Linked DNA regions of Mus musculus: regions 1, 3 and 4 are each linked to region 2. Evidence: chromatin loops called from intact Hi-C (ENCODE). Cell type or tissue: heart. All regions are shown on one strand.

Region 1 (8,000 bases), 51 kb after region 2:
TTCACACCACTGACTAGCACACATTCTAACACAGCTGTTCTGGGAAGGGGCACTTGGACTGGCCCAGTCTCTGCAGCATCCTCAGCCAGCCCTAAACCTGCCTGTGTGCGCGTGCGTGTGCGCTCTCGCGCTCTAGTGTGCACTCACGTGCTCTAGTGTGTGCTTGCGTGCTCTAGTGTGCACTCACGTTGTAGGGAGGCTAGAGGCTGACATGTAACATCTTCTTCCCCAGTTTCTTCCCACCTTAGTTTTGGAGACAGCCTCACTGAACTTGCCAACTTAAAAACAGCCTAGCCACTGGGCTCCAGAAACTGCCTGGCCCTCCCTCCCTCCCTGTCTGTCTGTCATACTTCAGATCCAGATATGAGCTGTCTTACCTGGCTTTTATGTTAGTGCTGGGATCCAAATTCAGGTCCTTTTGGTTACCCATTGAGCTGTCTCCCTAGCCCCTCAGGTCTGCTTCTGAAATTTTAAAAATTTATTTTAATTTTATGTGTATGAGTGTTTTATCTGCACGCTATGCCTGTGTACCACATGCATGGCTGGTGCCTGCATAAGATCCATTAGAGTTACAGACAATTGTTAGCCTGTATGTGGGTGCTGGGATTTGGATCTGGGGCTTCTGATCAGCAGCAAGGGCAGATAAGCCATCTCCTTAGCCCCTCAAATCTGCCTTCTAAAGTGTGAGTGCGTGTGCGCGCGCGTGTTCTTTTAGGTTTTAAAGACGTGGTTTCTCTATATAGCCCCTGGCTGTCCTGGAACTTGCCATGTAGACCAGACTGGCCTCAAACTCAGGGAGAGCCACCTGCCTCTGCCTTCTCAATACTGCCACTACATCTAGCTACCTTTTTTGTGTGCTTTTGTTTTTTCAAGACAAGGGTTTCTCTATGTAGCCCTGGCTGTCCTGGAATACTGCACTGTCAACCGCAATGGCCCCAGACTTAGAGATCTGTCTGTCTCTGCCTCCTGGGTGTGCTAGGATTAAAGGTGAAAGGTGTGCACAGCCACTGACTGGCTCCTAGCTATATAACTTTTTTTTTTTTTTTAACTTTTATGCCAGGCAGTGGTGGCGCATGCCTTTAATCCTAGCACTCGAGAGGCAGAGGTAGGGGGATTTCTGAGTTTGAGGCCAGCCTGGTCTACAAAGTGAGTTCCAGGACAGCCAGGGCTACACAGAGAAACCCTGTCTCGAAAAACTAAAGAAAAAAAAAAAAAAAAAAGAGGTGAAATTAACAGAACAGAAAACTATTTGATAATGGGGATCAAAGTTCCTTGTTATGTGACATCCTCACAATGATGAACATGAACACGTGTGTTTTCAACCATCATCACTGGGACCTCCTTAGGTCTCTTCTTTCCTGCTCTGTGCAAGGCCCCTGTGTCCTGTGTACTGAGGTACATACATGAGGCCCCCTCACTCTACTGAATCACTGGTCATTGCTTCTTTCACCACAGCACATCCTTTGGCTGAGGCCTGGGTAGCAGAGTTTAGAAAAGAAAATTTAAAGACACTCACTGTGGTGCATTTCTACTTTCAGTCGAGGTACCTGAACTCTCTCCCGTCCTCTTTCCCCCTGTCTCCAGCTCTCTTTTCAGTTTCCTGAGTGCTAAGATCACAGGCATATGCCTCCACACCCAATTCTGTCCTTTTTCCTAAAAGCAGGAGATGAGAGTCTCTGTGAAATGTATCCTTCCTATATGAGAAGCAGCCGTTTTTAATCATCAGTATAGACCAAGTCTGGACAAACCCTTAACCCTCCATCACTCTCCACCCAACTCTACCTAGCCCAGGCCCCTCTGCCTTGACACACGGTCATAATTTAATTTTGCTCCAATTCAGTACTTAAGCACTTTCTTGGGAAGTCACATTTTAAGGCATTTTTTCCCCATTTATTTGTATTTGTGCATGATGCATGTGTCATATAACATGCGTGGATGTGTCTTGTCGGTAAACAACTCGTAGAAATCAGTTCTCTCCTTCTATCATGTGGACTCCTGGGGATCGAACTCAGGTCATCAGGTTTGCTGGTAAATGCCTTTACACACCGGGGCATCTTGCACATTTCTTGTGAGGACTTCCATATTCATGTAACTATAGCATCTAGAACTTGAACGTACTTCCTCCTTTGCCCTCCTTTAAATCTAGTCTACTTTAGTTTCACAGGTTTAGTGGCAGACCCTGAAGGTAGAGAAGAAAGCTCACAATCTCCAGGTTTTTATGATTATCAGTAATTCTGGCTTCTCGCGCCAGTGCTGGTGCTTGTCTGGGATTAGAAACCCAAAAGAGGGCTGGAGAGATGGCTCAGCGGGTAAGAGCACTGACTGCTCTTCCAAAGGTCCTGAGTTCAATTCCCAGCAACCACATGGTGGCTCACACCCAACCGTAACGAGATCTGGTGCCCTCTTCTGGAGTGTCTGAAGACAGCTACAGTGTACTTACATATAATAAATAAATAAATCTTTAAAAAACAAACAAACAAAAAAAAGGAACCCAAAAGAGTCACATATCACCTGGTGGTGGTGGTGCACGCCTTTAATCCCAGCACTCGGGAGGCAGAGGGAGGCAGAGGCAGGCGGATTTCTGAGTTCGAGGCCAGCCTGGTCTACAGAGTGAGTTCCAGGACAGCCAGGGCTACACAGAGAAACCCTGTCTCGAGGGGAAAAAAAAAAAAGAGTCACATATCAAAGGCAGTTCTGCTCAAGACTTAGGCATTGCTCAAGTGTTCTTCCTTAATCTTGGCCTTCTTAGGAGGGGCCAGGTACATTAACTGCAGGAACTCAGTTCCTGGAGGGAGGGTCTCACTCAATACAACATATAAGGTGGGCAGAGTCAGTACTCATGCCTGACAAGTTTTTGAATCGGAGGACTCTAAAGCAGGATGCAGTGGCACTAAGATACTCTCCTTAGCGTCCCAGTCTCACCCTCCTGACTCCTGAGAGCCAGGCAACATCCGGAAGCTCCTACCCTTAGCATAGTGGAGTTGGAATGAGAGCAAACCTGGCTACCAGTTAGCCCAGGCAAGACTCAGGAATCACAGCAACACACCTCCTTAGCAGTCTCAGATGCTGGCCCGGCTGGGGCGGCCTCAGGGAAGTGACTCCTACAGTCTTGCCGTTGCAGTGTCAGCTGCCAGTCCCCTTCACCCCAGACATGCCTATATTCAGAGCTTCCTTGGCCCTGTGACACTAGTCCTTTCCCAGTAGGAATTCCCCAGCACCCACAAACAACATGGCTGCAGGAGCTGTATGAACTGAGAGGCTGTTCAGTGTGCTGGGAAGCCATGTGATGGATATGCGCCCTGGTCAGTTTCCTGGTGACTTCAGGCAAATTTCCTCCTGTGGAAAATGAGGCATCGCTAAGAGGTCATGTGCAAATAAATATGTGTGTGTGCATGTGTGTTGGAGCAGGTGACTGAGATGGTACAGTAAGGTACCATCAATGGTTTGTTGATGACACTGGGTCCTTCTGGTCTGCTGGCGCATCATTTTCAAATCACTCTTGCCTGTCCAGCTCTGTGTGCTGCAAACTATGAGCTATGTCTTATCAGTACACCTAAGTACTTCTAGCTCTTATGAGGAACTTGCCAAAAGGCACAATACTATACTCCAAAATGTTTTTTTTTTTTTTTTTTCCCTGAGACAGGGTTTCTCTGTGGGGCCCTGGCTGTCCTGGAACTCACTTTGTAGGCCAGGCTGGCCTCAAACACAGAAATCCGCCTGCCTCTGCCTCCCAAGTGCTGGGATTAAAGGTGTGCACCACCACGCCTGCTTTTCTTTCTTATAATTTTTTTAAAGATTTATTTATTTATTATATGTTAGTACACTGTAGCTGTCTTCTCACACACCAGAAGAGGGCGGCAGACCTCATTACAGGTGGTTGTGAGCCACCATGTGGTTGCTGGGATTTGAACTCAGGACCTTCGGAAGAACAGTCGGCACTCTTAACCACTGAGCCATTTCGCCAGCCCTTCTTTTTTATTTATTTTTTAGATTTATTTATTATATGTTAGTACACTGTAGCTGTCTTCAGACACTCCAGAAGAGGGAGTCAGATCTCGTTATGGATGGTTGTGAGTCACCATGTGGTTGCTGGGATTTGAACTCCGGACCTTTGGAAGAGCAGTCGGGTGCTCTTACCCACTGAGCCATCTCACCAGCCCTCTTTTTTATTTTTAAAGATTTACTTTATGTAAGCACACTGTAGCTGTCTTCAGACACAACAGTAGAGGGCATCAGATCCCATTACAGGTGGTTGTGAACCACCATGTGGTTGCTGGGAATTGAACTCAGGACCTCTGGAAGAGCAGTCAGTGTTCTTAACTGCTGAGCCATCTCTCCAGCCCCCATGCTAGAGTATTCTACTGTGTCCTGCCCTTGACAGACAGCACAGCGATCGAGCTACACACATTCGGTTTGCCTCACGGACCACAAGACAGCATAGTATCTGGAGAGCCTGTCATCTCAGTCGTCTTCCCAGTCCCAACTGTGTCCGGAGGAAGCACCCTGGTTCCACGTCTCTCCAAAGATGTCCTGGTCCTGCTGTGGTACTGGCCATCTGGCTCACTGGCCGCATGGCCCAGCTCTCATGCTCGACAGGCCTGGCCTGGCTAAGTGCTGGCCAGGGCCTCAATGTCTTTCTTTTGCCTTAGCTGTGTATATCACACTCAAGGTTACTTCTTAATGTGTCTCTGTAAGGCCCTAGAGGCCCTATGCAGAATTGTTAATTAGAGCACCAAGTTCCCCAAGAAATAGGTGAGTAGGGTACAGAAAGAGGCTTGTTTTATTACTTGACCTCAAACTACTTTAGGGCACTCTGCCCACCCCCTCCCATTAGATAGAAGGTACCAGATACTTTGGAATTCTGACACACCCACCGGGGACAGAGAGAAGACAAAGGACTGATAGGCCAGGGCAGGGTCAGAGAATTCAGGTCCCAAGAGTCTGCTCCAGGAGAGCAGCTGAACAGTGAGTGCTCTTAAACCTCATAGCCAACGGATGGGGTGGGGTGGCGGCAGCATGGTGAGGGCCCAGGAGAGCACTGGACCATTAGACCCACAAAGGGCGCCAAACCATCCACAAATAGGACTCATTCTTTATGCATCCCCACAAGCATTTCCTTAACAATTCCTAATTCCTGAATAAAGGGCACCACCTCCTATGCAAACCAAGTTCTGCCACTGTTTGAACAAATTGTCAGAAAAGAGGTTTGGGTTTTTTGTTTTGTTTTGTTTTGTTTTTTTTTTTTTTTGGTTTTGGTGGGGAAGAGAGGTTCTGGGGTCAGAACCAAGGGTCCACAGAGGAAGGCCAGGTATTGGCCAAGGTGGCTTAGTCTTTTGAAAGTGAGGCAGGGCAGCTAACAATGTGGCTGAGAAAGCAATTCCCACTAAGAACTCTGATGTGCTCGCACGGGAGTACATACTGACCAAGAGAAAAAGCTTAAAGTGGCCCACATCTGCCTCAGGGGTCCCTGTAGGTGCCCGCCTGTGTAGTTCTCCGCCTCCATTCTGCAGTCTTCATACTCAGCCCAGTGTGTGGCCAGGCAGGGCCGAAAAGATTCCTAGCGCCTCTGTGGCTTATGCCTATGAGAAAGAGTCACTTGTTTAGGGGATAACCACATCCACTTCAGGCAGTCTGTCTGTCTTGCTGGCCGTTTCTCTGTCCCCCCAACAGACAGCCCCTCTCCTGTGCTCCTGCAGGCCTGAGAGAGGGCTGTGTGCTGGGAGCCTGCTCACCCTGTTTTGGCTCAGCCTGAAGCACTTCAAAACCCTTCCTTATACAGAAAACAATTCTGTGTCTCTTGGACAACTTTAGAAAATGTTTTATTATGAAAAATTGAAGTCCATATCCACGTTTCGAAGAACAGAAGGCTGTGCACACTCCTCTCCCAGGCTCAGCCACCACCAAACACGGCCACCTGCTTTCATCTCCAAACTCCTGACTCTCCTGGGACAGCTTTAGAAAAGACTGTCAGTGTAGGAGAGGGAAACACTACATGCACACGTTTGCAGCCTCCCCTGCAGCCAGAGCGGTGTGATGACCCAGGTCTACTGTGGGGCCACTTTACGTCTTACTGATGCTAACACACATTGGTATATGCATTTGGATTTGTGCATGTACCTGAGTGTCAGTCCAACCAGTATCACCTGGGTTACATATGCCCAGCTGGGAATAGACACACCCAGGAGAAAGAGACAGCCTTTTCTAGAGAGGTGACGAACACTGAAAACAGGCCACCAATGGAAAAGACTATTTGAGGGCTGGCAGGGCTGACACTCATAGACAAGTCTCACTGATCCACTGACTTCTTAATCTCTTAGGCCTTTGCTGAGAGGAAAACCCAAGTTACCATGAGTGCATGGCCCTTTATCCTAAGGGTCGAAGAGCATCTACATATACAGGCAGAGTTGGCTCTTGAGCTATTGATGCCATGGTTGCAGAGATGGGATGCTGGGGTACACACAACCACAACACAGCATGAGAAGCATCAGGCCAGTGCAGCAGGTGACATGCCAGGCAGAACACAAGTGGGCCCCTGTCTTACAGGCATGGAGGTCCTATCCCAATGGGGTTCTGGCTGGTTCTGGTTAAAGGACCTCCTTCATCATCCAAGTCTCAGAAGAGACCATCTGCCGCAATGCCAGCTTGGTATGCTCTGTGTCCCCTGTACTGTCCTTTGCAGATGGATGTGAACAGACCAGGAGTTCAAATGTAGCTTGTAAACTTCCTTTTTGGGTAATGAGATGCTAGCCATCTGGTGTCACCAATTCAGTTTTGGTTGCTACAAATACTGCCCCCACACCCAAGGCCTAGATAGGAAGCCCACTGTGACCTAGTGTTCTTTGGCCTTAGGCTGGCATCAGCTCACTTCAGCCCTCTGAAAGACTGATGTGACTCACGCCATCCACAGGCCAGAAAACAAAGCTGTGGTAAGGCCACAGAGCTGGGTCTGAGCAGGAAACAGAATGCTGTCTTTGAAGCCCACTTTCCCCAGTCCCCATGCTCTTGGAACAAGCGATGGACTTTAATGTGTTCAACGCTTCCTAGGCAGGAAGTCTGAGTGGGGAAGTCTCCTAAGGAGCAGAAAGAACATGAGGTCTTTATATACTCCCCATCCCCATTTCTCAGTCTCCAGCCCAGGCTGGTCTGGAGCTATGTAGCCCAGGCTGCCCTCAGATTTGTAGCAGTTCTTTGCCAGTCTTCCATTTGCACTGGGATTCTAGGTGTGTGCAGCATTACTGGAAAGAATGTCCCTTGACCAAAACCTGAAGAACTACTGAGGTAGAAAATATATCTGAAGTAGACTGTTTTTTTAAGGAGAAAGGGGAATAGGAAAAGACAAAAAGCCACTTAGCGTTAATTTATCCCAATGTCCCCACCTTACGAATCTCACACAAGAGAGGAGCTGAATGCATTGAGAACAAATGCCCAGAGACTCAGTGTTAGCTGCCACCCCAGGAAGCCCCCGAGGAGTCTCCAGGAAAGGCTGACTTTAAAGAGGCTTGTGACCATCACAGACAGGTCTGAGATGTGGTGGCTGGGCCTGCTGGCCTTCAGCCTTAGAGGCAGAGCACAGGGAAGGAGCACGGCACCCTTACTCTCACCAACCTCACAGAGGGTTCTGTTTGTTTATTTAAAAGACAAATTTTAAAAAGGAAAATGAATGAAGCCAGGTGAAATTAACATACATTAAACAAACTGCAACGTAGAAAAAGGGACTTGCTGGAAACATGATGAGGAACACTGGAAGTATTTCACAGACACTCAGAGGAGCTCACATTGTCAATAGGATTCAGCTGCTAGGAATCCTTCCCAGAATGTCAAGGTTTCATTTTGCTCAGCCTGAGATCTCGCTCAATTTCAAACTGCCTGTGGTCCACTCGATCCAGAAAAGCTTTCCGCTCAATGTACCTGGATAAAGACAAAAACAGTGTTAGTACAACCTGGCAGGAGAGGCCTCCCGGCATGGCTCCAACCCCAGGGTAAGTCAGGTTTGGGCAAAC
Region 2 (8,000 bases):
TGAACCTAGACCTGAGTTAATGAGTAAAACCAAGCAACTGTACAAACACTACCAAATCCTACACACCCTTCCCCTGCTGAGGCACCCAGAGACTTAAATACTTGTGCCTCCCCCAGCCTTTTTTTCGAGACAGGGTTTCTCTGTGTAGCCCTGGCTGTCCTGGAACTCATTCTGTGGACCAGGCTGGTCTTGAACTCAGAAATCCGCCTGCCTCTGCTTCCCAAATGCTGGGATCAAAGGTGTGCACCACCACTGCCCGGCTCGTGCCTTCCATTCTGCTCTCCAGCAGCTATGGGGTAGGAGACTGGGCACCCTCCATGGGGCTCCTCGGTGGCAGATCTCGCAGGCCCAGCTCCTCCTTCACATAGGGTAATGAATCTGAGGCCCACATTCCTATGCACAGTGGTTTAAGCTGAGACCACCAGGATGCCAACCATATACTCTGGCCTTCCCTCTGGGCCAGAGGCTGCCACAACTCCCAGCACACTGTTGTAGGTCTCAAACCAGCTTGTTTAACCTAGGGAAGACTCTTTGGGTGTCCCAGCTAAGTCTGATAAAGACTGGAAGGTGAGGTTGTTTTGTGCAGTACCTTGGCTTGTAAACTTTCTCCTTGGGGTACAGGAGACCCAGAAGGTATCTCGCTGCTCTGGGTCTCAGGCCCTGAATCTATAACATGCTCCCAGGCACAAAGGACACTGCCTGGCCAGACCAGCTCCCTGCCTTCCCCACAGTCCCTTGGGCCTTGATTTTGTTCTGAAGGGACCCACATTCTGGGAAGAAACTTTACTGTTCATAACTCTTCACCACGTCTAGTCACTTTGTTGGGTCAAAGACATCCACCTTCCCACCTAGAGGCAGTCTCAAGCATTTCTGTAGGCTCCTTTGCATTTTTAAAATTTTATTAAATGTAGACTATTAGTCAAATGATTGGAAAAATCAATAGTGAAAAATAGTTCTTTAGGGTTTTTCTTGGTGCAGAGGTGTGCACCACACTGTACTTGCCTGTCACAGGGAGCCCTGAGGTTTGGGGCCCATGTGCACCAATCCTGGTGATCCCCAGCCCACGGTACACTCCTACTGGGCTCCTCAGCTTCTCCGAGGAGGCATCCCACATCCTGCCTTGATATAAATATGTACAAATCCCTGGACAGTTGAGGGCACCAGGCCCAAGGCAGAGCTGGGGTTACCTGTCCCCAAACCTGCAGGAGCTCCGTTTTCAAGAGGAATGAATGCTGGGTAGCTCAGAGCATCGCTGCCCATCCCCAGCCTCACATCCTGGTCCTCTGCTCTCAGGCAGCAGCTAGCTGGCCCAGGACGCGGCGGAACTGCTGAGTGCTGTGGCCTAGCTCCTTGACCCTGTCCACCATGTCCTGGGCAGCGGAAGGGGATGGGTACTGCAGGGCAGCAGCCTTGGTGGTGGCCACAATGCCACGCAGGAGGTCACACAGCAGATTGCTGTAGTGGGTCACTTGGCTTCGGACATCAGCTGCCTTTGCCTGCCGTGACAGTGTGTCCCCAATGAACACAAGCTTGTGGGCACTGAGAATGACAAACTTGCTGTGTGCCACAAAGATCTTGGGTGGTTGGTTGGTGGCCACCGCAGTGAAGAAGGCGTCCACTGCATCTGTCAGTGTGGTCAGGTTGGCCTCGCACTGCTCCAAGTAGAAGAGCAGCAGCTGTCGGTCTGAAGGCCCCAGGCCCCCTGTCCGGCCCGGCACCAGGGGCTGGGCTGGTGTCCAGTTGGCCAGGTCGTGGTCTATTGGACGAGACACCTCCTGCTCCAGTCGCTCAAACTGTTTCAGCTGTGGGAGGCAGGACAAGGTTAGGCTCTCGGCAGACAGACACGTGCAAAAATCTGTACTCATGACTGCAGAGTACTCCACCAAAGTAGAGCGAGCACCAGTATCCGCAGCATCGCCACTTGAGGACATGCTGGGAGTGCACAGGAAAGACAGCATCACCAGCAGCAGCATTGCCAGCGGCTTCAAACGTGGCACTCCATGGCTACACATGTTCAGCTATTTCAACTATGATTAGGGAGGAGAATTCTGCCACATATCCTGGCTGGCCCTGAGTGCTGGAATTACAGGTGTGTGCCTGGCTTATTTTAATTGACATGCATTCCTTGTCACCTGCTATGTGCCACGCACATCCCAAGCAGTTCACACAGGACTCATTTACTTCCACCATCACATCTGGGAAGCACCTACCAACCGCAAGCCCCCCAGTGAGCCGCCCAGCTCAGGGGTCAGCCACCCCTGGCCGCCACCCCTGGCCTTCCTTCTCTACACCTGGACGAGGAGCAGGGAGAGAGGTTTTCATATTGACTTTGTGTTGTTATCTTCACAATCAAAACTGAACTTCTTTAGTATTTTTCAGAAATACTTTCTTACCCTGAGAAAGGATTCAAAATATGTAGAAAACTGTGGCTAAACACAGCACTGTTATTTGTAAAGAGAACTGGATGCAATGTAAACATTCAACAATAGGCATTATGTGGCCTATAAAAAGGAGTTAAGAACAACATTGGCGGAGAGTGTGACAGCTCACAAGTGTCATCTCCAGCATGCACAGGGAGGCACAGTTTGTGAAGAGCAGCTGACTAGTGGGAAGTCAGCGTCTGTGACTCTGGCTGCCAGTGTTTAGTCCTACAGTGCTCTGTGCTCTCTACGAGGTACGTTACTGACACTAACTACATCTGTGTTTTACTGCTGTGCCTGTAATGAATCAACTGCTACGGCCTCAGCTCTCTGCTGACAGCTTCAAAAAGAGCCGCATCAGACTGAGTGGGTGGTGCCCAGCCGTGGTCCCAGCCACTCAAAGAGGGTGCAGTGGGAGGTGTTGAGCTCCGGAGGTTCAAGATGAGGCAACACAGCGAGACTGACATCTTTAATTAGCCAGAAGCCAGCGATGGCCATGATGCTGGATGGTGACTGGCTGGACAGAAGGCAAACAGGGCTCTATCCCTGGTGGGTATCACTGTGAGAGATGAAGAGCGGAAGCCTCACCTGCTGCAACTCCAGTTGGCCCTTTCCCTGCCGCATGATGTTACCCCTTTCTAGCAGCTCCTTCTGGGTCTTCTCAAATTCCTCCTTCCCCTAAAGCAAAGAGAAGACCTGGACTGAGAAGTCTCTTCTGGGACAGAGGCACTAACTAGCAGGTCCCACGGGTGCAAGGGCTGGAAAACCACCAGGTGGCAGTGCAGGTGCACCAGTCCCAGGAAGAGGAGGCTTCTAAAGGGAGCAGCTTGGCCCAGGAGGGCTCCCTGGCACAGGATGCACTCACTCCACAAGGCCATGGCCCTCCTGGGATGGCTCCCGTACCTGAAATCAAACCCAACCTCTGCCCTTCGCCCACATACGCAGGTGGGATGCAGTTGTCTCTTCTTACCCACCTCCCCATTCCCCTTGTCTACTCCCCTGGACCCCAGTGTCTGTCTCCTTGGAATGACTACACCCAGAATGAGTTACATCTATGGCCACCACAGAAGCCCATCCCCAAGGCTTCTGGAGCCATCTGGTTAGCATTTCAATCCTCAGGGACATAGCCATGTTGATTATCAGTCCAAAAATGGGGCAAGATACAGGGAGGGCACTAGGGTTCACCAGTGGCCACTCCTGGAGTCTGAATTCCCTCTGACCACAGACCTCTGTGTGTGGGATGAGAGGGGGATTGAGGTATTAGGGTCCTCGCAACAACAGTAGCAGAATCAAGAGCTCTTGGCACTGGGCAGGGTGAACACCCACCTGCAGATGGACGTAGTCATAGTCCTCCATCCAACCCCCTTCACTGTTCTCATACTGGCCGTCTGGAGAGTCCTGGGAGGTGAACTTTGGAGGTGAGGGGAGAGGGCGTGACTGGATGCTACTGGCTTTATCAGTGGGGTTTGGGTGCAGGGAGCTGCTTCCCTCAGGCCCTGGGCCAGGGGCTTTGGTCCGTCTGAAAAGCAGCGAGGCATTGCCATGCAAAAAGGAAGCTAGCTGCTTGGCATCCTCGGGCACAGCCCGAGAGCAGGCCACCAGGCGGTCCAGGTCTTCCGGAGTGAATCCTGGACTTCCTCGGCCACTGTCAAGGACCTGACCGTGGACCACCAGTGTCTGGTACACATCCTCCATCTTCTGTAGTTGCCGGCTAAGCTTGGCATGCAAGGTGCGGTCAGAAGTGTGGGTGGCATTGCTCACAGCTCCGCGGGCGAACTCCAGGAGCTCATGGACTGCCCCGTGAACTGCCGCCACTGCGGCTTTCAGGTCCTGTGCGGGAGGCTCCTGAGGCTCAGAGGTACCACGCCAGCCCCCAGGCCCACTGGCACTGCCCACCAGGTCCAGAAGGTGGGCTACGGTGGTGCTCACGCCTTGCTGCAGCCGAGCCAGGGACTCCACAGCAACCTCCAGTTCCAGGGGCTCCCGGCCTGGCACCACCACCTCCAAGGAAGATGCCGATTGGCTGCTGCGCGTGCTGCCCGTGCTAGAGGCCGACAGGCGCTTGCCATCCGTTGGGGCCTCTCGCTCGGCTGGTGGGGGCACAGCATACACACCATCGTCAACTACACTCCCATCAGCCACCTCAGGAGGGAGCACGCGCTCGCGAGGCACGTCATACAGTGTTCCAGGGCCAGGCCGCCGCAAACCAGGGGGCACATCATAGAGGTCGGGAGCAGGGGGGGGCACATCATATACATCCTCAGCTGCTGGGGAGTCGGGAGGAGGCGCAGCAAGGATCAGTGGGTGTCGGGTGGGATCAAAGGGCTTGGGCTTGGCGAAGGCAGGAGGTACATCATAGGTTTCCTCACGCAGCAGTGGGCCATCGGGCACATCCTTGCTCACAGAAGGAGGAACATCATACACCTAGGGGACCAAGTACTGGTTAAGGCCTTTGTCCATCTGTCCAGCGATGGAACCGAATGCGAGACGCAGCTGGTGCACACATCGAGCATGAGTCGTAGCTACAACGACTATGTCAAGAGCCTAGCTCTGGGCTAGATGACTAATTCATTCTCTGTGCCTGGCTGTTCATCTAAAAGATGGGAAACTCCCCCACAGTATGAGGGCTGTTTGTGTTAGGTGTAGTGTCCACCTCTTACCTGCAGACACATAGGGGAGACTTGCTACCATACTGCCAACACTGCCTCTGCCATTCTCACCACATCACCTGGCCTCGCAGGAACTGACGGACTTCCTGTTCTTAGCACTTAGCTGGGCGTGGTGTTATAGCCCACTCGGCTCTTAAGACAACTCTACATGACTACTGGTCCCTTTCACATCCCAAGTGTCCTAGTTTGGAAGACAGATTTTGTGGTTTCTTTGCTCATTCCTCTCAGAGCATATAAAACGATAAGGCCTGGCAATGGGCCATTGTTTGAGGCGCAGAAGGGCAACTTTCTTCTTAAACTTAATTTATGTATTGTATGTGTATGTCTATGCACCACACACATGCCTGGTGACAAGAGGTCAAAAAGAAGCACTGGATCACCAGCGACTGCAGTTACAGAGAATAGCCAGACACTGTATGGATGCTGGGAACTGACCCTGGGTCTTCAAGAAGAGCAAACAGTGCTTTGACCACGGAACCATCTCTACAGCCTGGGCATTCATCTGTCCCTAGAGCAAGTAAGGGCAGAGCCAGGGTCTGCAGACAGCAGCCCAAGCCCCGTGCACACGCTCAGCCTTGCCCTCAGCATCAGTGATCCTTACCGAATGATGGCTGGACGAGAGCAGGCCTTTCTCCACACTAGGGGGCACGTCATACACATCCAACAATGGGTCTCGGCCATTGGGGCCTTTGACTGCCATAGGGGGCGTGTCATATACCTGGAGGGCACAAAAGAAGGCACAGTGACACACTATCAGGGGCACCTGGTCTAGTGGATACAGTGGGTCCCAGAAACCTAGAAACCCACCTTAGGGGCCTAGGCTGTGGCTGCTGTGCTACGCAGGCCTTGGCTAGGCTGAGAAAATGCAGCTCCCAGAGCAAGGCCAAGGCCCAGTCCCCACCCTCTCCCATGCCTCTGATCCCCAATGCTTACCTCCTGGCCATACTGGTTAGGAAGCAGTCCTCGAACAGGGGGCACATCATAGATGTCCTGGGGACCTGGGGCCAGCAGGTGGCGTGGGGTGTCGTACTCATCCTGCTCCGTCTGAGCGGCCTCATACACATAGCCCTGTCCCACTCGCGTAGGAACCACCACCTGGGAACAAACAGCCGGCCGTTGTCCCTCTGGCCCTAGGATCCACCCACAGGCCCTCAGGAGATCCCTGGAGAGGTGGGTCAGGCGGCTCTGCAAGGGTGGGCGTCGAGGCCCTGCTTCTCATTCCCTGGGAGCTCCTTTTCTGCAGTGAAATGCAGGGTTTGTGAAATTATAATGACACCCCTAGGTGTTGTTCAGAGCTCCCTGGTTCTGGGCCACGAAACAGGAAGTCTCTATGGTTGGACAACCCAGTAGATTCCACAGAATAGGGTGCAAGTATGGTTACACACAGTCGACAAAATGGAACAGGAAGGGTACAAAGACCTGGCTCCAGAGGCAATGCCAGCAAGCAAGGGGCAGCCTGCACTGGAGTCCTGAGCACAGCAGGACCCCATGTCAGGGCTCCTGTGTCATGCCTGTTGGTACATATGACCTGTTAGCTGCCCTGCCCCAGAAAGTTCTGCTCAGCACGAGAATGACCTAATCACCATCACCTCTAGACTCTGGAGGCAAAGAATGCTGCCTGCAGTTGTAGCAAGCAGCCTTCCCTTGCTCACAGCATACTTGGTGGGACTAAAAGACACACGGGGCTAGAATATAAGGTCAGCTACATGGCAAAGGGATTCTAAGTGGAACCACAACCCTATGCTCTCTGTACCCACACCCATGGCTGCCTTGCCCACCTGAAAGGGTAAGCCCTCAGTGGGAATCACTGGTCAGAGAGAGCCAGCCGCTTCCTCCCCAGGGCCTTGACCCTTGGATCCATGGCAAAGCTAGGGCTCTGTATGGAGAAGAAGCAGGGTCAGGAGGTATACTCTGGGATGCTCATACACTAACCCCAGACCATGCTGTCCCCTGACAGCAGCATTCAGCCTGGTAGGGATGGAAATGGGCCAGGCAGCCTCCCCCCCACAAGATTCTCCAGGCAGGCTCAGGGTAACCTCCCCCACGGGGCTCCCTGCTCAGCCTTCTCCACAGAAAGGCCTTTTGTTTTCTAATCAAAGGGGATGTCTGGGACAGGGCTGACTCAGGGCCTCCACACACACCCTGCCTCCTTCAGGCTTGACATCCTAGGAGCCAACTGAAGCTTCGGCAGGCACACGAGTGCCATCTCCCCGTTCCCAGCCCCCACACGGCACAGGGGCACTCAGCAGACCCAGGCCTGACAACCTCCCAGGCAGCACATTTGAGCTAGGCAGTTGACATTCAGGCCAGCTGGGCTTCTTTCTGGGCTCTCCTGGCAGACAGCCTGGCAGGCTGGTATATGCGCCACTGTAGCAGCTTCAGGGTCTCCTCTGTGTGGTGTCCCTAGCCACCAATAACAGGGCCTGGGGGCGGAGTTGCAGCTGCCTCTCCAGACTCATCTCCCTGCTCAGGCCCCAGCCTTGAGTCCCCTCCAGGGTTATTTTTAGATGTTGGAACCTGCCCATGGCAGAGCAGACTGGAGCTGGAGGGACGTGGCAGGTTAGAGAAGCCTGTGGCAAGGCCTGAGGCTTCTCTAGGCCCAAAGCTTCCTAGGTGGGAATTCAAACCCCAAAGGGGCAGACAGTGCACCTCTCAGAGGCAAGCCAGGAGCACCCCTGCCTTGCCAGCAGCCATCTGGGCCTTGTGTAGTCAGAGCTGCAAGCCCAGGCCAGAGGCTCTCACCTCAGCCCCCAGTGGTTAGTCTAACGTCAAAGGGAGCTCCTATTCCTACACCCGAGTCAGGTGACAGTAAGCAGCTATGTTGGCTAGCTAACATTTTTCCGTTAGGAATTTTCTGTTAGCAAAGGCTTCGCTACTGCTCAACAGAGAAAGCAGGGAAGAAGAGCAGCTC
Region 3 (8,000 bases), 110 kb after region 2:
CCATCATAAAAGAGAAATCAGAATAGCAGCATAACCCAAAACTACCTTCTAATACAGATCCCTCAGCTAGAGGTCACAAAGGAAATATACTTAAAATGGTGGCACACAGAAAGCAAGACTTTAAGAGTAAGATCCTATCTGGGAATGGTGGCAGATGCCTTCATTTAATCCCAGCACTCGGGAGGCAGAGGCAGGTGGATCTCTGAGTTTGAGGCCAGCCTGGTCTACGGAGCGAATTCCACGACAACCAAGGTTACACAAAGAGACCCTGTCTTGAACAAAAACAAACAGATTACGATCCCATGAAAAAGCAAATGTGAAGACTAAACAGGGATTTCTAAAATATGGAAAACTCAGTTACTGAAATTAAGTTTAGATTGTGTTGAAGAAACAGTGAAGACACAGGAAACAAGCAAAAAGCAGTTCAGAAAGAATGAGCGGGACGTCAAAGAGAAGTTAACCGATTCACAGACAGAAAGGAAACCTGCTTGCCTAACAGGAATTCCAGGAGACAGAACACAAAAGATGCAATAGTCAGAATGCCAGAGAATTTTTCTAGCCAGATAAAAGTTCTAAAATCTCAGATTTAAGGAACAAAACAAAATCTACACCCAAGCTGAAAGATAATGTATCATCTTGAGTGAGCTAACCCAGACCCAAAAGGACATGTATGGTACATACTCACTGAGCAGTGGCTATTAGCCAAAAAGTACAGAATACCCACGGTACAATCCACAGACCGTAAGACGTTCGAGGAGGAAGAAAGCCCAGATGAGGATGCTTCGGTCTCACTTAGAGAGAGCCTGGGTGGGGATGGAGAGGGGGAGTGGAAAGGGATGGGGGTGGAAACAGGAGAGAAGGCCAGAGGGCCAGGAGAATGACTGGAATATGCAGCTTCTGGGGGTGAGGTGGGGAGACCTGGGATGTGAGAGACTCCCAGGGCTCAATGGAGGTGACCTTAGCCGAATCCCCAACAGTGGGGAGAGGGAACCTGAAGAGACTACCTCCACTAGACAGGGCCCAAGTGGAAAGACGGAGCTACTAACCCACTGTCAAAATTTCTGACCCAGAATTGTTCCTGACTAAAAGAAACGCAGGGACAAAAATGGAGCAGAAAGCAAAGGAAAGGCTGTCTAGTGACTGGGACAAATTGGGATCCATCTCCTTGTGGGGGAGGAGGGCATCAAAGCCTGACACTGTTACTGATGCTATGTTGTGCTTGCAGATCAGAGCCTAACATGGCTGTCCTCTGAGAAGGCCCTACCAGCAGCTGACTGAGACAGATGCAGATACAGCCAACCATTGGACTGAGGTCGGGGACCCCTATGGAAGAGTTAGGAGAAGGATTGAAAGCACTGAAGAGGATGGCAACCCTATAGGGATATATATGGCAACAGTATCAACTAACCTGGATCCCTGGGAGCTCCCAGAGACTAACCCACCAACCAAAGAGCATACATGGGCTGGTCCAAGGGCCCCAACACATATATATCGGAGGACTGCCTGGTCTGGCCTCAATTGGAGAAGATGTACCTAATCATGTAGAGACTTGAGGCCCCAGGGAAGGGGGGTGCCTGGGGCTGAGGGAGGCACCTTCTCAGAGGCAAAGAGGATGGGGAATGGGATGAAGAACAGTGGGAGGGGGACTGGGAAGGGGGGCAATATCTGGAATGTAAATAAATAAAATGATTTTTAAAATGACAAAATTAAAAGAACTTATTGGACTGGGTGCAAAGTGGGGCAGAGAGGATGAAGAACTCTGAGGTTTGGGCCCGCATGAGCAAGAGCACAGTGTACACAGGGAAGGGATGTGCGGGGGAACTGCTGGAATGGAAAGAGGCTTTTGGTTTTTGAGGCAGGTTTTCTCTGTGTAGCCCTGGCTGTCCTGGAACTCACTCTGTAGACCAGGCTGGCCTCCAACTCAGAAATCCACCTGCCTCTGCCTCCTGAGTGCTGGGATTAAAGGGGTGCGCCACCATTACCCAGTTTAAGGATGCCTTTCTTCTACAGTTCTTACTTATTCGTGTGTGTGTGTGTGTGTGTGTGTGTGTGTGTGTGTGTGTGTAGGTGTGTGCAGGTGAGTAGCGCTGCAGTGCACAGTAGGAGGCCAGGGAGCTTTGTGGATGGAGGCGGTTCTCCCTTCCACTGAGGATTAGGTGGTCAGGCTGGCATGGCAAGCACAGCTACCTGCTCAGCCACTCAGCCACCTCACTCGTCCTCAGTACAAGTTTTAATTGGGGGTTGGGGGGCTTTTGGTATAACATCAGGGCTCGCCTTATGAAGAGAAGGGAGTAAGGGACCCACCTGACACTTAAATTAACCATAGTAAAAGAGGCTTTCCTCAAACTTTTTTTTTTTTTTCCGAGACAGGGTTTCTCTGTATAGCCCTGGCTGTCCTGGACCTCACTTTGTAGACCAGGCTGGCCTCAAACTCAGAAATCCACCTGCCTCTGCCTCCCGAATGCTGGGATTAAAGGCGTGCACCACCACGCCCAGCTTCTGTAGGCTTTTCTATATCATCTGTTTTCAAAGTTTTAAATTATTTCCGGCTGGAGAGATGGCTCACAGGTTAAGAGCAGTGGCTGCTCTTCCAGAAGTCATGAGTTCAATTCCCAGCAACCATATGGTGGCTCACAACCATCTATAAGGGAGTCTGATGCCCTCTTCTGGCCTCCAGGTGTATATGCAGCTGAGCATTCATATTAAATACATTTAAAAACATTTTTTTTAATTGTTTCATCTTGCATTTACAATAGCTTTGCTTGAGTAGTGGGGTTTTGGCAAGAGCCCCGGACCATGTAACTGGATATAACGAATGCAGGTCAGCCTCGTTTTCATCCTCAACCAAAATAATTAGAACACAACTGCTCAGCCTCTCCTGTAAGAAAAATCCACAAGAAATTACAAATTTAATAAATGTGAGTCTTGCTATATGCTCATAACCATCCACAAAATAGTACCAAGATTCTTTGACCAGAACTTTGGTGAGAACATAGACACAGACTGTCTGCTCCAAGTGAACGGTGTGCTTCCCTGACATTAGAACAGATGAGTACAGCAACTTCCACACAAACACGCGGGGATGAGCAGCAGAGTATTTGCAAAGGATCAGTATTAATAACGCAGTCCCTGAGGCGGCGCACAATTTCTCTCTTTAATTTTTTTATATTTATTTTTTTCTGTTGGGGCAGAGGGAGACGATCATGAGTACCACACTCTGTGTGTGGAGGCCACTGGACGACTCGTGAGGGACACTTCTCTCATGAGGCTTGACAACAAGCACCTTCACGGCTGTGCCATGTTAGCATGTCTATCTGTAATTAACAAAAAATCTCCACAAATAAAACTGTGTGTTACAGAAATGAGAGGGAAAAATAATTTTCCAAAGCAGAGCTGAAAATAAACCAAACTGTAATTTAATATATCTAGATATATTAAAGAAAACAAAACAAAGAAATCTCTTATCAAAGACTAATTAGGCAGACAAAAATAAATAGCACCGTCCAGTCTTAGAACGGCTTGGTGTGCCTGAGTGCTTGCTTTCCCAGGGTGACTTCTGCCCTCTAGTGCATGCTCAGCGCTCACTGCTGTCACTAACCAGCAGACTTTAGTCCTCTCTAGATGATCACAGTGCTCTCTTCACAAACCATTCCCACCCTTAAGCTGGGTGAATTCTGCACGCGCAGTAACTTTCCACGCCTGCTCTACTCATGCAAAAAGGCTTGTTGAAAGCACTGCAGTGTTTTCACACCCTGAGAAGTGCAGCACAGCTCAGACCTAAGAACACAACAAACATGGTCTACAGTACAGACACACCTCTCCGGCTCTCTAATTTTACTTTGTGAAGACTTCACACACAGTTCTTTTGTTCTTGTGTTATTTTGTTAAGTCAGGGTTTGCTAACATCCCTGGCTTGCCTAGAATTAGTTGTGTGGATCAAGCCAGCATCAAACCTGCAGCAATCTATCTTCTTGCCTCTGGCTTCCAAACTCTGGGATTAAAGACTTCAGTAGCCACACCCAGCTAGAGGTCCTTTTTTTTTTTTTTTTTAAAGAACACTTTAAAAGTATGAAAGGAGGCTGGAGATGGCTCAGTGGTTAAAAGCATTGACTGCTTTTGCAGGGGACACAGGTTCAGTTCCTAGAACCTACATGGTGGCTCAAAACCATCTCTTTAACTCCACTCTCTAAGGAATCGTAACATTTTCTGGCTTCTGTGGGCACCAGGCACATGATACACAAAAACACATACAGGCAAAACACCAATAAACACAGATTAAAATTTTTAGAAAAATAGAGCTTGTTCTAGCTACTGCTAATCTACAAAGTCTTGTAGGGATATACCCTGGAGGAATGAAAACACCCAATAACAAAAAAGTTTGTACATAAATGTCCACAAAACATTTTCAATAGCCAAAAATAAAAACCACCCAAAGTCCATTAATTAGCACCCACATAAACAAAATGGAGTATAATCTTTTCTTTCTTTCTTTCTTTCTTTCTTCCTTCCTTCCTTCCTTCCTTCCTTCCTTCCTTCCTTCCTTCCTTCCTTTCTTTCTTTTCTTTCTTTTCTTTTTTTTTTTTTGGTTTTTTGAGACAGGGTTTCTCTGTGTAGCCCTGGCTGTCCTGGAACTTACTCTGTAGACCAGGCTGGCCTTGAACGAAGAAATCCACCTGCCTCTGCTTCCCAAGCGCTGAGATTAAAGGCGTGCGCCACCACTGCCCGGCTTGGAGTACAATCTTACAATTACATTAGTCTACAAAGGAGATTTAAAAAAAGAGTAAATTATAGAGAGATGCTGAAGCATAAATAAACCTTGAAGATGTTATGTTAAGAAGTCAGTGGAGCCAGACAGGGCCTGGGAGGAGCCTCAGTGGTTAAGAGGATGAGCTGCCTTTTGTTTGATTTTTCGAGACAGGGATTCTCTGTGCAGTCCTGGCCATCCTGGAACTTGCTCTTAGACCAGGCTGGCCTCGAACCTGCCTCTGCCTGAGTGCTGGGATTAAGGTTTGTCGCCGCCGCCACCGGGCTTGACTTGCTGCTCTTGCAGAACCCCGAGGGTCTGTTCTGAGTACCCACATGACAGCTCATCACCACATAGACCCAGTTCTGAGGACTCTAACAGTCTAGCTCCCACAGATACACACACGGGCAGACATACATGTGGGCCAACACTCATACATATAAATTATATAAATACATCTTCTAAAAAGAACAAAAGGAAATATTGGGATTCCATTCATGAAACGTTAAAATAAACAAACCTGGACCAGAAAGTCCATGAGTGGGTTTGGAAAGACAGAGTAACTGGTAACAGGTCTAGTGTTGTAGCTGCCCATTACGATGGATATATCCTGTGTGTATGCCACAAACTAATAAGTGGTAAAATTCAAATTGATAAATTACATAGTGTCACACTTAGTCTCATTAAAGCTTTTAGTTGTTTTTGTTTTGTTTTGGGCCAGGTTTGGTAACACACACCTGTAACCCAGCACTCAAAGGTTGAGGCAAAGATCACAGGCTTGAGGTCAGCCTAGCTATATAGTAAGATTCTGCAATTAAAACAAACAAACAAACAAACAAACATTCCAAGTACACACTTCTAAACAAACAATGCATTGCTTTCTTACAAAAAATCACTTTCTGATCTCTCATATCAGAGGTCATGTTTGCTAAAGTATCTATTTTCCTCTATTGTTAGTAAGTACCAATAAACTTTCATTCATGATATCCTAGACAGTTCTGTTGGGACCCTGCTGGAAGTCTTGCTTCTTGAACTGAACCACTCAAGGGACTCAGCTCTAGAGTGTATGCAGGCTTTTAATATACATTCAACTGTAAACATGTCATGGGAGAGAAAAATATGAACATATCCAAAAGTAAAACAAAAACCAAGCCTAAAAAACTAAGACAGTCAAATTCCAGAAACATTTCCTCCCAATATTGTGGCTGTTTGATTTCTATTACTTTGAGAGAAGTGGTCACTGCTCTTTATCAAAACTCAATAATTATGCTTATTTAAAAGCTAAAAATAAGCTAAGTTCATAATTACCAACTTCTGAGGGCTCTGGGAAAGATCACATTAGCTGTTTAGAAAGAAAACTATCTACAAATGTGAGGTTCCTGGGAGAGTCAGAGACAACGACAACTGACAAACCACTGGATCAAGTGTTATTTACTGCTGGTTTTCAGTGAAAAACAAAACAAAACAAAACAAAACACTGTTTTTTTCTTTTTTTTTCGAGACAGGGTTTCTCTGTGTAGGCCTGGCCATCCTGGAGCTCACTTTGTAGACCAGGCTGGCCTTGAATTCAGAAATCCCCTGCCTCTGCCTCCCAAGTGCTGGGATTAAAGGCATGCGCCACCACTGCCAGGCTCAGTGAAAAAATCTTATGTAGTCCAGATGGACCATAGACTCACCATGTAGTCAAGGCTGGCCTTGAACTCACAGATCCTACTGCCTTCACTTCTAGATACTAGGATTGCAGTCCATTATCCAGTCCATTATCCAATTTGAGACTTAAATCTTCATACGGATCTATGACAAATCTTTTGTTTTTGGGACAAACACTGCCTAATCTGATACCACCAGGAGGTTGTTTGAGATTCAACAATAAAGCCTTTTTTTCTATGTCCAAGAGGCAAGACAAGATAAAACCACATGGGAAAAACAACTCAGTGCTTTTCGCAAGGACTGTGAGTTCCAATGAGACTAACGGGGTAAGTAACGCATGTTAGAGTGGAAGAAAAGAGCAAGTGTGGGGTTGAAGCCCAGCCAGCTGGTGTAAGCTAGATGCAGAATTCAGTGCGCAGAGGAAGAGAGAGATCAAGAGGCTTAGATGATGAAGCCACAGGAATTTAGACACAGTAAGCATTGTGCACTGCGCTACCAAATGTAACAGCCTGATACTGTCCTCTAATTAAAAGAGGGTTTGCTCCATTCCTGACACACAAACGCTGGCTTTTTATAGCCTAAGCAGCAGGCTATTTTAAACATGCAGAGGAAATGCATTTTCAGTTACAAACATTGCACCCTGCATCTGTCCATATTTGTTACTGAAGGACGTGCGACAGGATGTTTTACTCGTCTGCTCTGGTTTTCCTGTGTTGCTGAAATCTGTTTAGAGAAAAGGAAAACAGTTTCTATAAACTGAAGCCATTCCCAAAGGGGTTGGGGGAAGCAAACATTTTACTGTATTACTTTTCTCTTATATATTAGATGACTCCTGAAAATTCTTCCCTCGAAAAGACCTTCCATACATGTGGGATCTGTTGCAGATTCTCAAGTTTTCAAGGATAAAAACCGTCTACTTTCAATCACCAAAGCAGATGACTTCCTTTGGCATTCCAAGCAGTTTTCTGACACAGGTCAGAAAAACAAGCAGACTGCCCTGAAGGGCCACTTGAGATTTTAAATGTCCCATACTCCTGCGCTTTTACTCAGACACTTAGATATTCTATACTCTAGTATATTCCACTATAGCTTTCACAGTCAGAGCTCATTTTCCCCCTGTGTAAGAAAGTCACTAGAATAGCTGCCAGTGACAGCACCTTTCCCCAGCTGCCCTCTACCCCAGGAGCTCTTCCGTGCAGCCTGAGGATGGCTCCCTCCTCCTGTAGTCACCCTTCTCAGCCCTTTTGTCAGCAGAGCCTCCATGTTGACCCTTGGCTATGCCAGGACTGTACAGCTCAGGTTTGGGAGGAATCCTCTTCAATTTAAAGAGACTGTCCTATGCTGATGATATCCAGTCAGCCCAGATTTGTTTAGAAAGAGTCTGCTTAGCCAGTCTTCAGGACAATCAATACCACTGATATGTAACAAAAAAGGCAGTTAGTTAGCAGTATCTGAGAGAGGCCTCTCTTCCTTTCACCCCACTCTCTGGGTCTCCCTGGAACCATTTCTCACATAAATAAATGACTTGAATATACCGTTGTCATCAATTCTGCTAGGTAAGTGTACCCTCACTTACAATGTACACCACTTTAACACCATTATTCAG
Region 4 (8,000 bases), 99 kb after region 2:
ATGAACTAAGTCTGTCACTTCAAGAATGACTGATAGCACTGGTTGCCAATGGCAAACTGTGAGCTTTAGCATTCTGAAAACTTTGTACATAAGACTGTGTGCTGGACAGCCTCCCAGCACTTCAGTTTTCTGAGGAAATTGGCTGTATAATAATCAATGTTACTTACTGAAGCTATCCAGTGATGTCGGCCAGCATCAGAAGAGCAGCACAGGACAGCCAACATCATCATCCAACCCGCCAACATCATCCAACCCGCCAACATCATCCAACCCGCCAACATCATCCAACCCGCTAACATCATCCAACCTGCCAACATCATCCAACCCGCTAAAATGCTCCTTTCTCAACTACCTGGCTGCAGAGAGCAATCTGTCAGGGCAGATCACATGCTCACACAGATGTGAGGCCAGCTATGCCATAGTAAGCCAGACATTAAAGAGGTGTACAACAGTGCTGTTTTTTTTCTAATAAAAATATATCATGTTAACATGCAACAGACTTATTATTATTATTAAAAATGAACTGCAAGCTGAGCATAGAAGCAAAATGAACAAACAGGAAAAGTTATCAAATATTTAAATTTTCTCTCAAGTCTAATTTTATTTACAATAAACAACAGATTAAAACTCAGCCAAGGGCTGAGAGAGGGTTCAATGGTCAAGAGAGCATACAGCTTTGCCAAATGACCTGAGTTTAGTTCCATTACCTGGGCGGTTCCTCCATGCACACCTGCACACACCCACAGACATATACATAATTAAAAATAATACAAATAAGATATATAAAGCCTGCTCAGTAATTCTGAAGAGTGGAAAGAGGCCAGAAGAACAAAAAGATCAGAACTGCTGATTTAGAGCAATGTGCACATTAGCTTCTCACACATTAGCAGGGGAAGCCAGGTTCTATTAACAGGGAATAATTCACACCCGCGGTTCTAAAATAGCAAAGCTCTGTGGAAACAACTATGCTGTTGATTAAGTGTTAGATTCTAGTCAGTGCATTAGCACCAAGCTCTGCAAAAAGACCCAGGGGAGGAGAGGGAGGGGGAGACAGGAAGGACAAAATGGCCATTTTGAAAACCACTCAACCAGTCCTTCCTGCAGTATCAGCGGAGTTATAACCTGTAAGCTGTCATCACTATACCAAGACTAACCTCTAGCACTCACCTTCTGCCAGATTCTCCTACAAGGGTTAACAGCCAGCAAATCTAGACAGTCAGGACCATTAAAAATTATGTTTTGCAGGACCAGAGAAATGGCTCAGTGGGGAAGAGCATTGGCTGGAGCCCTGTGTGGTGGTGTAACACCTTTAATCCCAGCCCTCTGGGGGCAAAGGCAGGTGGATCTTCATGAGCCTAGTCTACAGAGCTAATTCCAGGACAGCCAAGAGAACAATATAAAAGCCTGTCTTTAAAAAAACAGCCAGGCAGTGGTGGTGCCTTTAATCCCAGCACACAGCAGATTAGTTCAGGAGATATGGCAAGACTATCTAAGAAAACAAACAAACAAACAAGCAGACCACCACAGTGAATCTGAAGTGAACCTGGGCTACATTGAGACCCTGTCTCAAAAAACAGCAAATATCATCAAAAATATTAAAATACTTATTTTGTGGTTAACCTACCTCTCTTCCCACCAACCCCGCCAGCCCATGCTCCACTTTGGTGTGCTGGGTCACTCAACTCAGGGTTTTGTGAGTTAGGCAAGTACTCCATCACTGAGCTGCAGCCCCTGATCATTCCCACACCTCTTATTAAATCAAATAGTAGATGTTTTCTGAGAGGAGGTCATCTTTTCAAGAAAGATTCCTTTGTGTAGCCCTAGAACTCACTCTGTAGACCAGGCCAGCCTCAGACTCACAGAGATCCACTTGCCTTTGCCTCTCAAGTGGTGGGATTAAATGTGTGTGTGCCACCTACACCCAGCTCAAAGAAGTCATTTTAAAGAAGATATACAAAGAACCTTGAACTGAGAGTTTCAGACAGGTATCTGTTGTCATATGGGCTCTGGAAATTGAAATTGTGTCCTCTGGATGAGCAGCCAGTGTTCTTTTTTTTTTTTTTTTTTTTTTTTAAAGATTTATTTATTTATTATATGTAAGTACACTGTAGCTGTCTTCAGACACTCCAGAAGAGGGCGTCAGATCTTGTTACAGATGGTTGTGAGCCACCATGTGGTTGCTGGGATTTGAACTTCAGACCTTTGGAAGAGCAGTCGGGTGCTCTTACCCAATGAGCCATCTCACCAGCCCGCAGCCAGTGTTCTTAACTGACATTCCATCACTCCAAACTCAAACTAACTTTTTCTTAAGAATGGGTTGTGCTTGTAGAATTTTATCCAGTAGTTAGTAACTGCATCAACAGCATAACGTTTTAGAGACAGGATCTCATGGAATTAGACTGGGCTGGCCTAAAATGTATGACCCTCTTGCCTCACCCTCCTGCGTGTTACGATTACAAGTGTGTGCCATCCCAACCACCCAGCTGACTTGTTTTTATATTAAGTAATATTACTTTGATATTAATATATATTTGGAAGTAAGTTAACAAGTAAAGATATGGTTGGGCCATGTATAGTGCTGCATGGCATACTGATCTGAGTGTGAGCTCAGCCTGGGCTCAGTGTTGTGAGACTGTACTCTAAAATAAGAGCTGTGGGTATAGCTGAGAAGTAGCATGCTTGCCTAGTCTAAGTAAGGCCTGGATTCAATCCCAGTATGGGGGAAAGGCACTGTTAAAGTAGGTATGGTTTTGCTTTAGAAAATATGCTCATTTGGTTCAAGAAAATGTGCAGCACAAGAAAAGCCAGTCTTCGCCCACAGCACAACTCTGAGTACCATCCATAAGACTACCTGTAGCTCTTCATTTCTTCCCTCACAAGCAAACCTGTATTGGTGCTGGGTAGGGTGTGGCTCTGATGCTTTGAGCAGGGAGTCTGGGTGTGAAACTGAAGGTCCTGTTCCTTAATTGGTTCTTGATCCATCAATAAAGATGCTAATGACCAATGACTAGGCAGAAGAGGAGGGGCTTTCAGGTTCCCACAGGCAGGCTAGATAGAAGACTAGAAGATGCAGGAGGAGAATGGATTTGCCCTGCTTCAGAGAGAGAGAGAGCCACCAGCCATGAGAGATCTCAGGTGGAGTGGCCATTGGCTGCTTTCTCGCCTGGGCCTGGGGTAGCAGACAGGAAATTAGAAACACAAACTAAGCTGAGGGCAGATTTAGGGTGCTGAGCAAGGAGAAGGTAACCAGGCAACTAAGCTGAGGGCAGATTCAGAGGTGTTGAGCTGGCACTGGAGGTAAGGACACCAGGCTTAGAAGTGCCCAGCCATTGAGCTAAAAAGCATATTAAAAATGTGTGTGTGTGTGTGTGTGTGTGTGTGTGTGTGTTTCATCTGGGGTGGCTCCGGGGCTGTGGCTGTAGTGCAGTGTGCCCGGAGCTTAAAGTTGGGTAGCAGAAGCTACAGTGCTGTTCTGTCAAAAGGAAAAGAGTCACTTACTAGGAAACAGTTGTTTGCTGGGGACCTTTATACTTTTGTGTGAGTGTATTTTGTTGTTGTTGATGTTTGTTTGTTTGTTTGTTTGTTTTAAGCAAGGTCTTATTGTGTCCCAGGCTGCCCTCAAACTCAGGTCAATTCTCCACTGAGGGGCTTCCAGAACGCTGGGATTGTGAGCCTGAGTCATTAGACACAAATCCCACTTCCTTCTGACAGCAAACCTTCTATCCCACAGGGCTGTTTTATAGATAAGTGCTAACTAATTCTTCTTTTAAACAAAGATACTACATGGAAGCAGAGGCAAGGGCAGGAGCCTTCTCAATGGACCTCAAAGGCTGCAGCAAAAGGTCCAGCTGAGATTCTGTTACTATGGCAGCCGTGGGTCTTGAGGCAATGAACAGTCTTACAGTTTATGTGCAAACTGTTGGCTCTGAAATCCAGCCACTCGACTTCAGCAATCCAGTGGCATGTCAGCTACAATACTCAAGAATCACAAGAAGACAGAGCACCAGGCCCCCTGTACCCAGGCATACAGTGCTTGGTAAAATGTTCTGCATAACAGCTCTGACAAAGCTAAAGACTGGAGAAGGAAGAGAGGGAGGGAAGTGTGGGGCGGGGGGAGGAAGATGTTCACTGTGTTCATCTAGGAAAAACCACTTCAATGCGCTGTGCCACCCCCACCAAGTGACCACACAATCTTTAGAACAGAAGACATCACACCTTAAGTGAGCCGAGAAGCCACTTTCCACAGTTAACCTGAATGCTCATCTGGGACCTATGCAGAAAGAAGAACAAAGGCTGGGAGCATTGTGACCCACACAAAGGGCTGCAGCCCAGCCTGATGATGCAATGTTGTAATTTCAGCATTTATCAGGCTGAGGCAGGAGGACTTCCTCACATTTGAGACTAGCCCGAACTACACAGTGAGTTACTGGTTGGCTTGGGCTAAAGAGAGAGATGCTGTCTCACAAAACGAAACAAAACAAAACAAAACATCAAACAAATCAACAAAGCACCACGCCCACAAGCATCACTCTATCACTTAAAGCACCTGTTTGCCAGAAGATAAAGCTTTTATTTAATAATTAACCCTAAAATGGCCATTAATACACAAAGCAAAATATTCAAAAGGTATTTGAAATGGAGTCTGCACTCTACTCTCTGTTGCCTCTGAACCAGCAAAGGACCCTTTGCCTTCAATGAGGCCTCCAAGAGCTATCACTAAACCTACTACAGTTCTCAGTGTTGCAGGGACCTACAGAGACCTCACATCTTTCCAGGGAGTTGAAAAGGTTAAAATCCTTTTTGTGACAACAATTAGACAATATTTCCCTTTTCCTCTTACAAGCTATGCTGGCATTTTTCACAGAGCATATATTATAACTCTGACATCTAGTGGAAATGCTAGGTAGCTGTGAATGAGCCATCCTCTATGCAAGCAGATACTAAGGAGATTTTAAAAATATAAAATTCCACATTTTATACTAGAGTCCTTTCTGCTTTACAAAATATACACGAAATTATACTAGCCACATTAACAAGGGATGAGTTTACCATTTTATTACAAAATAATCCTTTAAATTTTCCCATTTTAACTTAATACAGTAAATGTCCTAATAGGTGCCCTTAACAATCTGAATCTGAATACAAAGGAGACCTAAGAACAGTTTGAGAACACTAACCTAAGCACTTATGTGTGCATACACACATTCATTCATTCATTCACAGTGTGTGTGGAGTGTGTGTGGAGTGCAAGTGCCTGTATATACAGGTCAGGGGACAACTTCAGGTATCTGTCCTTATCTTCCTGCCTTGTTTTGAGGCACAGTTCTTCACGGGTTCTCCAGTCCAGACGAGCTGGGATTATAAAAGCATGCCACTGTACCAGGCCTTCCTTCCTGTGAACCCCCAACTCCAGTCCTTATGCTTGCCGAGCCATCTCCCTAGCCCCTAAGCACTGACAACATGTATGCTAAGCCAAGAGGCCTCACCTGCCTGTAATCACAGCACTTCAGGGTAGAGGCAGGAAGATCAGCAGCCCTAGGCTAACTTGAGCTACAAGAGACTTTGTGTCAAAACACAAACGGTGAGCATGGTGGGGCAGTACTTTAACTCCAGCACTGGGGGGGCAGACCCAGGTGGATCTCTGTGAGCTTGAGAACAGCATGATCTACATAGTGAGACTCTGCCTTAAACAAAAACAAACCATCCAAGAAAGGTGGCAAGATGGCTCATTACAAGATGCCATGTAAGCCTGGCAACCTGAGTATGGCCCCGTGTGAAGGTGGAAGGAGAAGTGACTTCTGAGAGTTGTTGTGAGTTCCATAGGTGCACGTGCACACGTCGCATCACACACTGAAACAGACCGGAAGTTACAACAGGTCGGTTGGGTTTGGGTTCTTTGTTTCAGTTTTGGTTTTGAGACTCGGTTTCTCTGTATAGCCCTGGCTGTCTTAGAACTCACTTTGTAGACCAGGCTAGCATCAACTCAGAGATCAGCCTGCCTCTGCCTCTGCCTCCGCAGTGCTGGGATTAAAGGCATGCGCCATCAAGCCAGGCCATTTGTTCATTTTTAATGCTGCTAAACACTAGTGCCTACTGCCTCGTTTCGGTAGTGTTTATGAGGGTTTTTTAACAGGTGCTGTGAAGGAAACCACTTTTACCAGTAGCTACACAGTGCTGTGCATTATTTGGCCGTAAACACAAGTTGTAAGGCGGAGGCTGCCGTGTTGCTTCGCACACTATCTTAAGTACTCAGGTTTTCAATGTGTAGAGTTACTCTAATCTCAAAAAGAGCTTATGCCATAAAGCAGTAGCTTATGTGCTTGAACAGCAAGGTCAAATGTATTTCTATGACGGGAGAGTACAGAGAGAAGTGACTGTGACCACAGTAACCTGTTTGGACTGCCCTCTCAGACAATAGGAACGCTAGCTAATGGAGGACCAGTAAAGTAACTCGAACACGGCTACAAATGAACAGAGAAGGAAAGGCAGTGCGGGGTCCTTAGAGTGTTTCAGTGTTCTCTAAGTACAACAAGGCCAATCCAGTAGGAAGAGGCTGGAAACACTAAGCACATGGGTTTTAATGTAAATCCCACAGACATGCTAACTCTACTCCCAGTTTTGTGATCTAATGTTAACTAGGAAAACAGGAAACTGGGGGAAAAATTCTTTCTTAAAATTAACATGTATGGGGCTGGAGAGATGGCTCAGCAGTTAAGAACAGTGGCTGCTCTTCCACTTGAGTTCAGTTCCCAGCAACCACATGGTGGCTCACAACCATCTATAAGGGGGTCTGATGGATGTCCTCTTTTGGCACACAGGTGTACATACAGAGCATTCATATACATAAAATAAAAATAAATCTTTTTTAAAAATGTGTATATGTGGTATATGATGTGTGTGCTGGTAGCTCCCACCCCCACACCCCCTTATCTCCTTAGAACATGGTTTCCCTGAACCTGAAGCTCACAACTTCAGGTAGGCTTCCTTCCAGGGTCTGTGTGTCTCTGCCTGCCAATGCTAGGTTACATGGCATCCGCTTTTATATGGATGCTGGGGGTTCAGATTCAGGTCCTCAGCCTTAAGGAACAAGTGCCCTGACCCGACCCACTGAGTCAGCTCCCGCCCCCTGCTTTAGCCCAGGCTAGAGGCTATTATGTTGTCTAGAGTGACCCTGAACTCTTGACCTTGCTACTTCTACCTCCTGAGTGCTGGGGCTATAGGTGTACAACCACGCCCAACTACAAAAATAATTCTTTACAGTTTAAAAAAAACTAAAGTTACATTTATTTGTGTGTATGTATGTGCATGCACATGAGTGCGTCTGTGCGTACCACAGCAATATGTAGAAGACAACTGGCAGGAGTCAGTTACCCTCCTTCTCCCATGTGATTCCTGGGGATGGAACTCAGGTTGTCAGGCTTGGCAGCAAACCCCTTTATCCACTGAGCCATCTTGCTGGTCCAGAAAAGTACTTTCTATTGAGCTCTTCTGGACCAAAATGTGTATTAAGATACTCTATCTCATTTTACTCTCACAACAGTTCTAGGATGCTAGGAGTTATGATTTCATCTTTTCATCTAAGAAATCAAGCGAAGTTGAACCAGCCAAGTCTATCCAGTCCAAAGCACAAAAGTTACACTCTCCCTTCTTCTTCCAAAGGAAGCAGCAACACCATACTCTTCCCTCTACTGTAAAATCCAAGAGGCCCACAACAACAGCTCCGAGACTTCAGTCTAGAGAGCGACAAGGACTAAGAACCTAGTGAGTAAGACTCACCACTCCAGTGGCAGCACCACTTGTGTGTGTGTGTGCACATGGCTGTCTTACACTGAGGGCTGGGAACACATCCGTGCTTACACGACGGTTGCTGATCAACCTCAGTAGACTAGTCAGCTGGCTTCAAATACACAGATAAGTTCTCTAAGGAAGTAATGCTCAATTACCTACTGGATCCAACCAGAATCAGAACACATGTTAGAAAGAACACAATCTCCAGCCAG

Evidence for each region. A loop is a pair of places that touch in the nucleus more often than their neighbours do. Peaks named below come from ENCODE experiments on the same cell type or tissue, not always from the same donor. Only the 100,000 strongest peaks of a DNase experiment are listed, where the experiment ranks them.
Region 1: a loop joins it to region 2, with 2.3 times the contacts of the local background. A loop is called at or near these places in 3 of 42 quality-filtered maps.
Region 3: it touches region 2 in a loop (4-fold over the local background); 24 of 42 quality-filtered maps call a loop at or near these places.
Region 4: a loop joins it to region 2, with 4 times the contacts of the local background. A loop is called at or near these places in 18 of 42 quality-filtered maps.

The regions. Positions count from the first base shown.
Region 1 is chr8:111,760,880-111,768,879 of GRCm38, forward strand. It overlaps Cfdp1 (craniofacial development protein 1), which reads right to left. Exons shown (of 7, transcript NM_011801.2): 7 at 5,803-7,908. The coding sequence ends at 7,818. Among named protein-coding and RNA genes, the nearest start is that of Gm39252, 10 kb to the left of the region's middle. In heart, a CTCF peak has its summit at 3,868 (motif pointing right); no DNase peak of the experiment used is centred here.
Region 2 is chr8:111,709,593-111,717,592 of GRCm38, forward strand. Bcar1 (breast cancer anti-estrogen resistance 1) reads right to left here. Exons shown (of 7, transcript NM_009954.3): 3 at 6,023-6,184; 4 at 5,691-5,807; 5 at 3,747-4,844; 6 at 3,009-3,098; 7 at 882-1,802. The coding sequence ends at 1,290. Among named protein-coding and RNA genes, the nearest start is that of Ctrb1, 23 kb to the left of the region's middle. RefSeq lists an enhancer at 6,613-8,000. In heart, CTCF peaks have their summits at 3,187 (motif pointing right) and 6,087 (motif pointing right); DNase peaks (open chromatin) are centred at 2,849, 3,239, 7,159, 7,549 and 1 weaker place; H3K4me3 peaks cover 1,108 bases; H3K27ac peaks cover 2,601 bases.
Region 3 is chr8:111,821,855-111,829,854 of GRCm38, forward strand. The region is part of intron 5 of Cfdp1 (craniofacial development protein 1); the gene reads right to left. Among named protein-coding and RNA genes, the nearest start is that of Cfdp1, 28 kb to the right of the region's middle. In heart, CTCF peaks have their summits at 2,673 (motif pointing left) and 3,561 (motif pointing left); no DNase peak of the experiment used is centred here.
Region 4 is chr8:111,808,162-111,816,161 of GRCm38, forward strand. The region is part of intron 5 of Cfdp1 (craniofacial development protein 1); the gene reads right to left. Among named protein-coding and RNA genes, the nearest start is that of Cfdp1, 42 kb to the right of the region's middle. In heart, a CTCF peak has its summit at 4,897 (motif pointing left); no DNase peak of the experiment used is centred here.